2 separate regions of the Homo sapiens genome follow, and region 1 is linked to region 2. Evidence: chromatin loops called from intact Hi-C (ENCODE). Cell type or tissue: heart left ventricle. All regions are shown on one strand.

Region 1 (8,000 bases), 60 kb before region 2:
TTACAAAATTACTATAAAGCAACAGAAATCTAGACTGTGTGACACTAATACAAGAATAGATGTATAGTTTAATGGAATATAATTGAGAGTCCAGAAATAAAATCATGTGTCATTAGTCAATAGATTTTGACAAGGGTTCCAAGACCATTGAATGGGAAAAGAATAGTCTTTTCAACAAATGGTGCTAGGAACAACTGAATAGCCACATGCAAAATAATAAACTTGGGTCCTTACCTAATATCATCTATAAAAATTAACTTAAAATTTGTTATAAACCTAGATATAAGACTTAAAACTATAAAACTCTTAGAAGAAAACATAGGAGTAAATCTTCATGACCTTGGATTTGGCAAAGGATTCTTAGATATGATATGAGCAACAAAGAAAAAACATAGATAATTTTGACTTTATCAAAATGTAAAACTTTTGTGCTTCAAAGGACACCATCAAGAAAGTGAAAAGGCAACCCACAGAATGACAGGAAATATTTTGCAAATTATGTATTTGACAAGGGATTTGTATTCAGAATATATAAAGGACTTTTATAACTCAATAATAAAAAGACAAATAACTAAAAAATGAGCAAAGGATCTAAATAGACATTTCTCTAAGGAAGATATAACAATGATCAATAACCACATGAAAAGATGCTAGCTTTTGCCATCATTGGTCATCAGGCAAATGCAAATCAAAATCACAGTTGTAAAGTGACAGATACCAGATACCACTTACAACCACTATAATGGCTAGAATAAAAAATTTAGATAATAAATGTTAGGACATGAAGGAATTGAAAACCTTCACACTGCTAGTGGGAATGCAAAATAGTGTAAAATGTTTTGGAAAATAGCCTGAAAATTCCTTGAATGATTAAACTAGAGTTAGCAAATGACTCAGCAATTCTACTCCTAGGTATATTCCCAAGAGAAATGAAAACATATGTACATACACACACACACACACACACACACACACACACACACACACACACACTTGCACATGTTTATAGCAGCATTGTTTATATGAGCCAAAAAATTGAAGCAACCCAAATGTCCATCAACAGATGTATAGAAAAAAATGAAATATTATTAAACCCTAAAAAGAAATGAAGTGTTGATACACACTGCAACACAGATGAACCTTGAAAATATTATGCTAAGTGAAAGAAATCAGTCATAAAAGACCACATATTACATGATTCCATTCATATGAAATGTCCAGAATGGGCAAATCTACAGAGACAAAAAGTACATTAGTGTTTGCTTGTGGTTGGAGCAAACGAGGAGACAGGCAGATGATATATAAAGGGTACAGGGTTTCTTTATGAGGGTGATAAAAATGTTCTGTGATTAACTGAAGTGATAGTTGCATGTATCTGTGAATATACTAAAAGTCATCAAATTATACAATTTAAATGAGTGATTGCATGGTATCATGGTTAATTTTATGTGTCATCTTGGCTAGGTCATGCTACTCAGATATTCGGTGAAAATTTATTTTAGATGTGAAGGTATTTTTAGATTACATTAACATTTAAATCAGTAGGCTTTGAGTAAATCAGACATAATACTCCCCCCATAATGTGAGCAAGCCTCATCCAATTAGTTGAAGACCTTAATAACAGACTGACCCCCGCAAGCAAGAAGAAATTCTGCCAGCAGACTGCCTTTGGAGGTGAACTATATAATTCTTCCCTGTATCCCTAGCCTGCCAGCCTACCCTGAAGATTTTGGACTTCCCAGGCCTCCACAATCACATGAGCAATTCCTTAAAATAAACCTCTATTTATATATGTTATATATATATAACATATATATATATAAATATCATATATGTATATACACATATACACAGACACATATACACACACATATCCTGTCGGTTCTCTTTCTAGAATCCTGATTAATACATATTTGAGTTACGTCTCAGTAAAGCTGTTTAAAAAGTGAGGGAGCTCAGGGAAAGTGAAGCTCATTAGCCACCCAAGATTCCACAGCTGTAACATGGTAGAATGGAAAGCCTCTCTGTTTACTACAAGATGACACAGTGTGTTATTTGTGTCTTTGTTAACTCTGGCCAAGCACGGAGTGCTGTTGAGAAGTCTGAGCTAAGACTAGGATGGAGGTATTGCCAGTACAGAAATGGGGACCGGCTGCAGAAGGGATGTTGAATAGGAGGTGTCAGGTTCTGCTGGAGGAATGATATTCAGTACGTTTAACAACTGGTATGGCACAGACATCAGCCTACCAGAATGGGCCCTGACCCACCTAGCTGGAACTGGACTAGATGTTCTCACTAGCTTAATAACATTCCTGTCCTCTAAAAGGGTATTATCAGAGGCATTTTCATTTGGACAAGTATTCATCACATAGTGGCTTATTTATTATTTCTTTCATCACTGTATCCCGGGGATGCCAAGCCATAATGAAATGATTTTTGCAGTTAGTTACTGAACCACACACACACTCTTTTTATAGTAAGAAAACATTGCTCTAATATAAAAAATATTTATTTACTTTATGTTTTAACCATTTTTCAGAAATTACAAATTTTTTGCTTTTCTGAAAAAAAGTGAACAGAATGAAAGATTTTCATGCATCATCATTATCATCAAAATAATGGTAGAATTCTCTAGAGTAAGGTAGGAATGCCTCCAAGGGGTCATTGAGGTATTCCAGGCACGTTGCTTATATATTAAATGGCCCTGATGCCTTTTGGGTTATTATGCCTGACTTCAAAAAAGAAATAACTATACTATATCTCACTTCATTTTTAGACTGTTAAACTTGCCACAATTATACTTCCTAACTTTTACTAGGTCCTTCCACTGTTGGACACTGAGACATTAGGAATCTAATATGTTATGATTTTGATTAATGTGCCTTAACTTTAGCACATGGTCTCTGTGTCATTTGTGTTGTTCACTTAGATGCCCTTGACTGCCTTTTCCAAAATTCCTCCTACATTTTTTTTTTTAATGTCAAGACTACCGAATAAAGTAAACTTTGCTTGTAGTTATGCAGCACTGATCAGCTGATGTGTTTAGGTAGCATTTTACAAAGCAGCAATCACCTGTTAGTTAGAGTCTTTTTGAACCAGTGTCTAGTTTTATACATTCTATCACCATTCTCAACTACTTATATGTATTTAGCCTATGGGAGATTGATTGACATTACCCAAATTCTCAAATGATTGATTTAATTATTTTCTACATTTATGTAATGAATTTAATGGAATACTATGAGGCACAAGACAATACAGTGTTCAGGAGAAGATCTAGTCACACCTCCTAAGCAGCTTATGGTGCCGAGTCCAAGACTATTGTGTTACTTAAGCTTATTTTGGATGTTATGAATCAGCCTGGGAAGAAACCCAGAAATGAAGCAGAGGACATGTCATCGCTTTTCCTACCAAGTCTTAACTCTCCCTCCACATAATGTTCTGTCCTCTGAAGTTGGAGCTCTGAAGTTGAAAGGTGGAATAAAGTTATATCTGGAAAAATAGAAAAAGATAAAACATTGCCCTCTGAACCCACAATAAAGAAAGAGAAAAAGCCACTCATTTTGTATCTTACAGAATACAACTCTACAGCAATCAATATATTTATCATTGCTTTACAGGACTCCCAGAATCAGGATAGCTAGAAACCAAGAATTAATCAGAAAGTTTTCTGATGCTCACTGAATCAGGGAAAAATAACTGCTTTAGTCTCCTGGGAAGTATTTTTTCAGGCTAAACCTTTTTTCCTAATATTACATATTTCTAGAAACTATAAAACAATTAGAATGCCCCATGTTTTTACTTATTCATTAATTTGCTTATTAATTCACTTAACATAGGCTATTTCTTCACTTACGTGCAATTTGTATAATGCCCAAAGGTACTGGGATAAGAGACAAGCAGAGCCTCAAATCCTGCTTGTGCTCTGCTCACCAAGCTCCACCCTAGAGGAGAACTGCAGTCCCCAAGTGGAGCAACTTCTTTTAGTTCATCTTCCCAGAGGGGGCATGCCTTTCTAAAATCTGCCTACTCAGAGGACAATTTGTACAATCTGCATTCCTATGCTTGAGCTTAAACAGAAATAAGATATGGCTTTACCCTTAAATAAACATGAAACATAGAAATGTTTGATATAGTCTCTCTTTCCTTACATAGCATTAAATAAACCTCAATAAATCTGTCTTAATTCTGCTTTTTTATTCAGTCTTGCTTATTGATTATCAAAAGTTGCAGCAATGCCAGAGCATATTAATTTTAATATGTTGCAGATAGATGACAATTTATATGGGTTCCAGTCTACAACGATGTTTTAAAGAGATTTCCACTCTTAACCTTTAGGAGATGCTGTAATCAATCAGACATTTCTACATCATTAATACTGTGGATCACTTCCACAGAAAGTATATAGGGATGAATACTGAATGTATTTCTTCGAAGTGGGACTTCAATTTTACAGGGATGTATTTTCCCTAAATTTTGGAGTCTCTCTGGGGCCTCCAACTTTCTATTCCTTGACAAATCGTCATCTTTTACCCCAAAGAAACCCATTAGTGGAAAACTGTAGGTGTTGCTGCAACAATTGTGCTGAGTGATTGTCTAGCTGCTCTAACGGTTCCATTCATGGAAAATTTCACATTGAGAAGCAGACTGCTCCATCTTCAAAATGAAACCTTAGGATCTTTCTTCTCTTAAAATGTGCCAGTATCTGTCTCCTTACTGTGCCTACCTGTACTGGTCCTGGATCTATTTCACGTAGTATGTGCACAACCAACCTGACCCCAACGCAACGTGAAATACCCTCAACTAATTGAAGACTTTGCATATACGCTTGCACATATTCTTTCCTCTAAATTTATCTTCTTTCAAAAGATATTAAAATTAATAGATATTATAAAAATGCTGGCTTTGGAGAATATTTCATTAAATTTTATTATTTAAATATACACATATTTCCTTAGCAGTGGCATTTCAACCATTTGAATGTTAGTTTGAAAAGTAAAAGGAGAGCTGATACATTCTTGTCATTGAAATTATGGCAGTTACATTATTAAATTAGCTACCTACATTAGCTCTACACACAGGTACAAGTGTTCTGGTGTTATTTATTTGGCCACTGTAAATAAAGAAATAAAAAGGTAACACAAATTTTTTGTATTGTATACTTGTAAAATACAAGGCTTAGACAGTTCATGGCAAAAGTATGTACTTTCAACTTTCTTTTCTCTGATCTAGCAATCAACGTACTCCTCTTAGAGAGAAAGAAAAGATCTTGTTTCACTCTCTGATCAAAGAAGATTTCTTAATTTCTGTTACTGGAAAATTTGGGGTTTTTAAAAAATCTTTAAAACTCTACACATCTGTGCTTCTTGGCTTGTGAAACTGCTGAGAGAAATGTGACCCAAATTCCATATTACACTTCAAAATTATTACATTAAGAGCAATGTTTGTGATTTTTATCCAACTACATATTTTTGCTTTTGTTGACGTAACACTCATATTTAACACCTTGTCAATATCACTATGACCTTAGGTGAACAACACGCTGGCATGTGAGGTAAATGCTCAGTCGGTCACTTCACTCTATTATCAACATGTCATACTTGGTTATTAACACAAGTCGCACCAAATGAGATTTATAGTAATTCTTGTTCAGTCTCAATCCCTCTGTAGTTTAGCAGAACTTAGCAACACACTGGATCTACTTAGGGAGAAAACCCCTCTGCACGAGTCTGTCAGAAAGTGAAAAAAGTACTGTAAGAGAAGATTCAATTGTGCTATTTTACTTCTTAAGACTTTATTTTTTTATCACGAAAATTTATTATATGTTGTGAAAGCAAAAGAGGCAATATATTTTTGTCTTAAATTCCGAAATAAAATATGAATTCTACTCTTTCGTCATCTGGTACTTTGTTGAGATTGTTGTTAAATGACTATATGCACAAAAAAGATGTCACAAATAAATTTGACTATGTAGTCATACTCCCTAGTGGAAAGTTATGAATTTTTTTTTTACTAAAAACTTTGGCTTACTCTGTATAAATATTTGGAAGTGTTCTTCTATCGCACCTTACAAGCCAAGATTGCAATCACCATCATATTAAAATAATTAATCACCAAAGCCTGTAAGGTTGCTAAAACCTTTTTGGACAGCCAAGAGGCCTTTCTCTGGGATATATTTCTTGTTTAAATTCCAAAAGTCCTAGTTTCCACTTATTGTACTACTTTGAGTATCACAGACTTCAGTAAGTTTGCTTTCTCATATTCTGTGGTCTTATATGGCAAGAGCACATAAATTATGCCTTCATCAGTGCCACTGTAACTTTGGTCACTTAAAGTTTATGGGATATTATCACCTGATATACAATGTTTTAAGATCTAGTTCTGCTGTTGGAAGAAATAATCAAATATTTCACGTTGGACAATGTGACATATTCCAGAGATGCTTTTTCCTGCTGCAGATCCTTCTGATTTAATTAACATATTATGATAAGCCTATATTTGCTCTTCTAATGGTAGAGATGTCAGAAATTCTTTCTGAAGCTAGAAGATGAAAGCCTGAAAGAACAGTTTTACTCTCCAGATTTGTTTACCAGTGGAGGATATGATGGGAAAATACATTCTGCTCATCATCTTCACACCCTACATATTCTTGGGAAATGGAATGAGAAAACATTCTCAGCTTTGCTAACACTCGAATTCTATTCTTAGACATCAACAAGCAAGATGTGCAATTTAAATGCCATGGCAGAACTGCTAACAAAAACAGGGTCAAAGTCCTTAATAGCAAATGAACCACTGGAACAAAGCTCTCTAATTCACGTGATTTCAACTTTGAAAGCTACCAGTGTACCGACAGCACCTTCTTGCAGGGTCATCTGCAGCCCAGATGCTGGAGCATTTAGCATTTCAAAGCACACTGGCCAGAGTTCTAACAAAATCTAATATGTGTGAAGTATGAGCATTGTTGTTCTTCACCTCAACGAATGGGGATGGGGAGGACACCTTTAGTTGCAAAATGGAAGGTTTTCTATGAGGAGAAGAAGGGATGGAGATAAGGATAGGTGGAAATAGGCCAGCCGATGCTAGGGACAGGAAAATGATCAATCGTTGGACAGGAAAGTGATCAATAGTTGCTAACCCATCAGTCTGCCCCATGTATAGCCGTGACTCAAAAGGAGAAGTGAATTTTACGTGCGCAAGTTAATGCGGATTTGCGTGTAGCATTAGGTCCCCATTTTGCTTCTTACTCAAGTCCACACAGCCTCAGTTTCCTTATTTCCAATTATTAAAATTTAGAAAGATATATGTTAAAATCAACATATTCTTACAAAAAACCACATAAAAAATAGGAAGTGAAAGTCCAGTAGCACTCCCCCACATAGTAACCTTAACATGTTTTCCAGAGGCAGCTACTGATAAGATTGTGTATACACCCTTTAGCTTTTTCATCTATAAATTGGAGATGAGTATATCATAGTGTTGGTGAGAATAAAAGGAGATAAAATATATAAAATGCCTAAAACATTGAGAAGTCATGTCTTTCTTTTTCTGTCTGCTTCCCCTTTGTTCTAATTTTACTTGCTTTACTTAATCTAATGCATATTCATATTCAGACCAATTTTTAAGTTTATAGGTTATTGCATGAGTCAGTTGCTGCCAAAATAACCCAGGATCTTAGTGTCCTGTCACTGCAAACATTTATTTCTAGCTTTCAGGTCTGCAGGTTGACTTTGTGCTCGGGGTCTGCACGTTGGCTGGGCACGGCTGTTTCAGGCTACAGCTGGATCCAGGCTAAGTAGCAACAATTACATGGGTGTTTTCTTCTCACAGGGTATGGTAAGAGAACAAAGGGGGCAAGCGGAAATGCCTGATTCTGAGAAAGATAAAGACATACATCACAAGTGTTTTTAAAAAATAAGTTTTATTGGATGATGTGTGACTATCCCGCCTTTTTTTCCCACTGTCCAAGAAAATTTTATGTACTATATCTCACTTCTCTA
Region 2 (8,000 bases):
ATCTCTCACCTGGATCATTGTAATAGCTTTTACTCTTGACCCTGTTCCATTCAAAAAACAGTAAGTAGTGGGAGAAATTCTTATGAAGCACAATTTAAATCATGTCATTCTTTTGCTCAAAGCCCACTAATGATTTCCCATGCTGAGAAAATTCTGAGCCCTTACAACCATGTGTAAGGGCCTATATTATCCCCATCTGACTGCTCTGACTTTGTTGCGTACCATGCTCCCTCTTCCAGCACCACGCTTCTTTCTCTTCTCCAACAATGTAAGCACTCTCCAGCCTTAGGAACTTTGCATGTACTAGTCCATTTCTAAAAATGCTTTTCCCATCATCTCCCCCTGTCCCCAAATATTTACATCTCTCCTCCTTCATATCCTCAGTCAGATGTCATCTTATGTGTGAGGACTCCTACATAACTGTATTTAAAACTGCACCTACTTACATATAGACACACATATATACACACCAGTACTAATTTCCTGCTTGGTTTTCTTCACTGTTTTGACATAATATAAATTTAACTGTTTACTCTCACTTCTTATACTAGAATGTATGGTATATGAGGGAAACATTTTTCTCTGTTTTTTTACTACCATTTTTCTACTATTTAGAACCATGACTAACACACTGTAGGCACTCCAAAAAATTTGTTTATTGACTGAAAGAACAAATTCTTAGGACATAAGGCCATTTTTGGTGTATCCACTGAATAGTGTATATACCACTTATGGAATTTTTGGTGTATAGATGAATTTGGATTATGTGCATATTCAAATTAAAAATTATTTCTCAGACCATATTTTCCCCGTGAAGCTTTTTGAGAGAAGGTATTCTCTCTGTTTTTCATCAGCGGCCTAACAGACAAGCTAAGAAGTTGCAGCTTTACAGTTTCAACTGCAAATCAATGTTGACTATTCATTTTCATCCTCACTAACAAGTTCCCTCTAACTGTGAATGTTATTAAGTTATTCTTTATTCATTTGGCAAACAGTTATTGAATACCTACTATTTGCCAAGGCACTATGTTAGTTGTTGAGGATGTAGGGTTCCTGCTCTCAGGAAACATTTAATTGTATTTTTCTTTACAGTGTACAATAGTACCTCTTACCTACAGTCTTGGTAATGGCATGTAAAATTATGTGGTTATTTGTGGAAATCCCTATACATGTATCATTGACCTTAACTGCTTTGGGTTTATCCAAAAATGAATACTTGAAATAGACAATGTAAATGGCACAGTCTTTCAACACAAAAGACCTGAATTTTATTTCCCATAACGTGATTAACCTTTGTAAGCAAGTCAGTGGGTCTTCATTTACCTCAGTTTCTTTTTCTATAACAAAAAGTTAACAATACCTATTAAACTGAAAAGATTCTTTGAGGATAAAACAATAGTTAATAAAATGCTTTAAGAAGCAATCTACTACTTAAAAACATAATAAACTTATCTTTTCAATGGAGAGGCAGCATTGTGTGATATCATAAAGAACAGACTTTGGAAGGAGACAGGCTTGGTGTCAAATCCCAGCCCTGTCACCTAGCAACAAATGGAAACAGTCCCGTTTAATTTACAAAATTAATGGAATAATTAGAATTAACACATTTAAAAAGCCTAGCATCTCGCACAGGATATGATGCATAGCAGATGTCAGCTCTTATTTACCTTAATATTTTGGCATCTGACCATTAAAATTGTTATTTCTTCCATTTTCAAATATACCTCAGTTTCTTTATCTGTAAAATGGGGAAATTGTATTGCAGTCTTTCAAAAGCCCTCCTGAGTATACTGCATTAACTGGTTGCCATCTCCAAGCAGAAGTCATTATTATCACATCCTTGAGGGCAATGGTTTGACATTATTAGATTTCTGCATGGCCAACTCTGAAGATGGAGACAGAAAAATCACATTCAGGAAAAGCTCTTCAGAGCAGGACTTTGGAGAAAAATATAAATAATGAGGTAATACAAACTCTAAAGTAAACCAGGCAAAGGGCCAAGAATTATCATGCAAAGGGAGAATGGACACAATCAGCTCTCATGTACACACGTGCCTTTCAAATGGCAGGAGAGACATAGAACACGCATCTCTAGTAATTTTTAAAAGTCAAAGCCAAACCAGCCCACTCCCTTCAATTATTGTTAGAGGACATCCTTCCACAGCTCACTGTTGGCCTCAGATCACTAGTTTTGCTGACATCATTCTAGTCACATGGTAGAGATGTTTACACTTTGTAGAAACTTCCATTTTATTCTACATTAATTTAGTGTCAAGGTTATTCTCCTAAGTAAATGAAAGTAGAATAATGAAATGTTCAAGTCATCTTATCACAATTGTGTTGTAAGGACTTTGTGTCTTCGCCGTAAGTCCCCAAAGTGAAGACATTTCCCTCCTCTCATCTCAAGTACTTTTTGGTCTTTTGAAATGAAAAAAGTAAGTTTTATATTATAACAGCTAGAAATTAGCAGATGTTTTGGCACACTCTGAACTTGCGTTCTGACATTATTGCACAACTGCCTCTACACTAGCAGTTTTTTTTAATCTATTTTAGGTGATCCAGCACTGATCCATCCTTCAATAGCCATAGCATTTGATCTATTATTTAATGCTTTAGAAACACAATGCTCTATCACGTGATACTTTATAAACTAACTGACAAACTCAACGGCATTGTCTACTAGAGAATTTTATTTATTTCATAGCACTTCACTTAAAAACCAATTTGTGGGGTTTTAGGTGACATTTTGATAATTCAGCCTATAAAAACCTCACTTCTCTTTTATTTTCTGGCAAAATCTGAACATACAGTGTAACAAAGAGTCATGTTATTCTATATCACAAGCTTAAAATGTAATTCATTCTTGTAGAATTAGAATTTTACTACTGCTCGCAAAGTTACATGAATGCTGTGAAACTGTACATAAACAGGATCAGCATAGATGTTATTTATGTAGATAGATATTTATATTTATATACTTTTAACATTATTTCAAAAACGTGGCCCACCCCTTCTCAAGGTATTAAATATTCAGCAGTTTACTAGCATAAGAATTGGGAGCTTTATATTTATAGTACAAGGCATTTGATATTTGCAATACCGTTCAATAGATAAGTCTGATATTTAAATTTGGTTTTGTTCTATGCCTGGTTATTTTAGAGTTCGTCCATATGCTAGCTAATTTGCTGCCAGTCAGATACTTACTTGCTTTTGTTAATTGATGCAGAGTTCAACACACAGATTTCTTCTCTCCCATCTCTTGTCCTGTCTTTCTCAAGCTCATTAATTTTGTGGCCCAATTGACCTTTGAGCAGATCAAATCTCTCCTTCAGAGTCATGGCTTGCTTTATCTATTTACGTATTTTACACTCATATTGCATTCTTTGGCCCAGACAAAGTTTTCTAAAAAGTGGTCCTCTTGAAACGTTTTCCCACTAAAACAGAAGGGCTGTGGTTTTACACCCACCAGGGAGGAAAGAGCAGCTAGGGACACTCTGCTGGTTCCTGAAAGAAAGTCTGCGGATCTCAGGGTTTCCTTTGTCTCATTGTGATCACACACACATTGCTAATGGCCTGAGGCACTCATACATTTCAGGGAGCTCTCCAGCCTTCTCTTGAACTAATTCCTTCCAGAGCCTCTGTTCAAGTGTGACTCATCACTCTGCAAAGCCACTGCCTCCCAGCACGCCTCCTGCCAAATGTGGAGGGCATGTCTTTCCCACTGGATTCCTGCCATTTCTTTCGTACATTTGACGTAATCCCCTTTCCCATTGTTTTTGTGCATTTGATTGTGCAAAATTGCAGGCAAAAAAGGAAAGCAGAAACTGAAAGCCTGCAAAATGACTGTTCTGAGATGCCTTTAGTAATCTGGGGTATTCTTTGGCCATGAAGATCTCCACTAGTTTGAATAGGGAGGTTTAGTTGAGTTCTGTTTATTTTTGTGTTTGTTTGCTTTTGGTGGGGACAGTGGGGTATTATCAGACTTCACTTGATTTTAGGACAGTAGACAAGACTAGAGGAGACATAAAAATAATAGACATGCTGAAAAGCCAAAATAGATATATAAATAAAAAATAAAAATATTGAACACTTTCAGTCAAATTTACCGTCTGAGCAGACCCTAGACCTTACTAGAGATTTCATGGCAACAGAAATAGTCATCACATTCTGTGTCCGTCTGGATTTCTGCCATTAATTATCCACTCTCTTCTCAGTACTGTCAACCTTTTCCTTTCCACTGGCATCTTTCCCTTTGTGCATAAACATGCTCAAGTCTCTCCCATCTTAGGAATAAATACTTCCTCGATTCTGCCTCCACTCTAGCTACTGAATCTTCTCCTTTGTAATTTTTTAAAAATAGATCAGCTTCTAGAACAAGCAGTCTACATGGACTGTCTTCACTTCCTCATATTTAGTTTCTTTCCCTTATTGATGAAAACTCTTCCAGGTCTACATTATTGCTATTCCAAAGTGAGCTTCTAGGTTGCTCATTCCAATTTAATTAGTCAGTGTACTATTGGATACAAGTGACTGAAGACTCAATGCAAGTTGAGTTAAAGAAAAGCTGTTGTTATTATTGTAGTTATTACTAGTATTTAGCTCATTTACCTAAAAAAAGCTCATTGCTTGTACTGACTTAGGTGCAGCTGAACTAGGACTTGCTCTCCTTTTCCTCACTCTGCCTCCTTCTATTTTGGCTTTACTTCTTGGCTGGTTCATGCTTCATGGTGGTAAAAAGTGATTTTTACACTTACTTCCTCATTGCTGTAAATATATCAGAAAAACACAGCTGTTAGATCACAACTCCCGTATAATTCTCGGGGTTAACTTTGGTGTACTCAGAATGAATTGTGTGTTCACTGCTAAACAAAGCACTCTGGCCAAAGGGCTGCAGCCTCCTATTGACTAGGTCCGTGTTAAGTGTATTCTTTGGAATGAAGCATGGCTTTGAATTTTGGCTCTAACAAAGTTTATTAGTAGTAACAATATAGCTATACTTCCTATGTTATTCATTTTACACCTAGCATCTGTTCTTTATAACAAGCCTGCAGGTTATGAATTAAACATTATGAAGAGGGTAGGAGTTCAAAGAACTTAAATAATTGGCCCAACTCTTAAAATTAATGAAGAAGATCTAAGATTTGAACCCAAGTTTGTCTAGACTCAAAGTTGTGCTCTTCCCACTGGATCATACTGAGATATTATATCCAAAGGAGTCATCACATGCCGGGTGTGGTGGCTCATGCTTGTAATCTCAACACTTTGGGAGGTCAAGGTGTGAGATCACTTGAGGCCAGGAATTTGACAACAGCCTGGGCAACATAGTGAAACCCTGTCTCTTAAAAAAAAAAAAATTAAGTTAGCCAAGTATGGTGGCATGTGCCTGTACCCCTTGCTACTGGGGAGGCTGAGATGATAGGATTGCTTGAGCCCAGGAGGTCGAGGCTGGAGAGAGCTATGATTGCACCACTGAACTCCAGCCTGGGCAACAGAGAGAGATCCACATCTCTTAAAAAAGAGGAAAAGAGTAAAAATAGTCATTACAGAGCTAGCACACATGCTTAACTAATGTTAGTTCCTTTTTTTTTTTTTACTCTGCTCATGCAATTCTGATCAGATCATAGCTCTTAAAAATTTTGTCATGAAGTCCTCTCCAAATCTGGCCCTCACTTAGCTTCAATGGTTTCACCCATCTATCTTCCTCAGGTCGTTCTAAGCCATTTGTTTTTCTTTAAACATGCCAGGTTCCCTAACTTGTCTGAAATTTTGAATATAAAATGTATTTATTCTGTCTGATTTCCTCTCCCCACAGAAAATTACTCATTTTTTTTAAGTCTGACCTCAAGTACTTACTATGTTCTGCATTTCCTCTGCAGCTCATACATACCTTCATTATGGAATTATTACATTGTATTGTAGTAGTTCCTATATCTTCTCCCCACTATGCTGTAAAATAGACAAGTTAAGGCCATGGATCAAGTCATTTTCTCTTCATTTCCCAGGAACATAATGTAGGTACTACATAAATGTATGTTGAATGAATAAATGGATATACAAAGAAACAAATTTCTTTTTACCAAATTGGCCCAAACTCCTTTTCCCAGCACAGACTTTCCCAGCACAAACAACAACAAAGATGACAGGAATAGAGATGGAATGGAACAGGACAGGACAGGACGGGACAGAGAGGACAGGAGAAGAGAGGAGAGGAGAGAAAGGGGAAGGGAAGGGGAGAGAGGGGAGAGGGGAGAGGGGAAGGGGGAAGGAGAGGAGGTGGGAAGGGGGAGGGGAGAGGAGGTGGGAAGGGGGAGGGGAGAGGAGGTGGGAAGTGGGAGGGGAGGGGAAGGGAGAGAAAGAGGAGGGGAAGGGAGAGAAAGAGGAGGGGAAGGGAGAGAAAGAGGAGGGGACAAAGTTTCCTTTGCTAGGAACACTTAGATAAACCTCAGGGAGGAATCTGACCGCCATTTTCCCCCAAAACAAAGCCTGCGCATATGGGGCCTCAGACCATGTGTCCTCACATCTACAGAGAAGTTCCAACTGCTGGATGTTATCAAAATGAATGGTCCCTTCCTGAGGCCAAGCCGGTCCTTCCTATACATCACAATTTGGCCAAGCCTTTGTGCAGAGGGCTATGAAGTATTTTTCCTCCAGGTTCTGAAGATAAAAACAGTCCCAATGTTTAAAGATACACTCTGGAAGAGTATAAGCTGGGGGTGGTGAAGAGAACTGGTTGCCCATTCTGAAAGACAGGGAATAGAGGCTCCCTCATTCCCTTCCTTCTTACAGTGAAAACTCAGGGTGTGATGGAGAAAGAAAGCAAACATCCTCCCTTCACTTTCCACCCCTCATCCCTCAACCGGCCATAGGTACCAATGCAGTATATACCCATGAAGCAAGGAAAACCACCCTCACCTACGCCTCCATTTCTCCCTGCTGTCACAAACTGAGTTCCCTGGGCCTGTTTATGCCATGAAGCATGGCCTCCTTCCATGGGGTGGGTTTCAGCACACACCTGTTATTTTAAGCCTTTGCTTTTGTTTGTGTTGTTGCTTCCACCTGGAACGCTCTTTTCACTTTGCCCATTTTGCAAATATAAGCTCATAATTATCTAAACTACCATCCAAAAGAGACAAAGCAGACTAATATATATAACTAACTTCTTCCTTCTTTTTCCCCATAGGTACATATTTTTATGAAAAAGCCACAACACTTTATTTTTTTTTTTATTTATTCTATCTCTCCCACTGGATGATAAACCTCTTGATCGCAGGGACTATGTCTTATTCATCTCTTGTTCCATGGCACCTAGCCCAGTGCCCAAAAATAAATATTTGGTGATTAGGCTAAAAGGAAGAAGAAGAGAAAAGACAGGGAAACAGAATGAATTAAGTCTACTTTTACTTTTGTTTTAGGCCTCTAGAATATAAATCCCTGGAGAGAAAAATCTCTGAAAAACTATAGAGAAGGGATCTCTTGTCTATATCAAAATTGCTTTTGCCAACAAAAACATTGGTTGCAATATAGTGAAGTTTATATATGGATAGATTTTTCTTCTTCTTCTTTTTTTTTTTTTTTTAAACAGGGTCTTGCTAGAGTACAGTGGTGTGATTATGGCTCACTGCAGCCTCGACCTGCTGGGCTTAAGTGATCCTCCCATCTCAACCTCCCAAGTAGCTGGGACTATAGGTGTGCACCACCACACCTGGATAATTTTATTTATTTTTGTAGACATGAGGTCTCACACTTTTTTGCCCAGGCTGGTCTTGAACTCCTGAGTTCAAGCAATCCACCTGCCTCAGCCTTCCAAATTGCTGGGATTACAGGTATGAACCACCTTGCACAGCTGATTATTTGATCTTGAGTTTTCATTTGCAAGATTTTAGTTATCCCAGAAACAGCATTTTTTCCAACTGGCTTAAAAATATACTGCTAATTGCTGGAGAATGAAATCCAAGACATTTGCATTCTTACTCTGCGAACTAACAAAAATAAATTTGAAT

The links. Hi-C counts contacts between places; a loop is a spot of excess contacts. Peaks named below come from ENCODE experiments on the same cell type or tissue, not always from the same donor. Only the 100,000 strongest peaks of a DNase experiment are listed, where the experiment ranks them.
Region 1: it touches region 2 in a loop (2.3-fold over the local background); 8 of 110 quality-filtered maps call a loop at or near these places.

The regions. Positions count from the first base shown.
Region 1 is chr12:20,268,336-20,276,335 of GRCh38, reverse strand. No RefSeq gene overlaps it. Among named protein-coding and RNA genes, the nearest start is that of PDE3A, 96 kb to the left of the region's middle. In heart left ventricle, no CTCF peak of the experiment used is centred here; no DNase peak of the experiment used is centred here; H3K27ac peaks cover 5,973 bases.
Region 2 is chr12:20,208,541-20,216,540 of GRCh38, reverse strand. It overlaps LOC105369686 (a long non-coding RNA gene), which reads right to left. Exons shown (of 3, transcript XR_931417.2): 2 at 5,888-5,946; 3 at 4,108-4,764. It overlaps LOC105369687 (a long non-coding RNA gene), which reads right to left and starts at 4,100. Exons shown (of 2, transcript XR_001749039.1): 1 at 3,205-4,100; 2 at 1,232-1,885. RefSeq lists enhancers at 2,900-3,640, 3,641-4,382. In heart left ventricle, no CTCF peak of the experiment used is centred here; a DNase peak (open chromatin) is centred at 3,670; H3K4me3 peaks cover 1,099 bases; H3K27ac peaks cover 2,976 bases.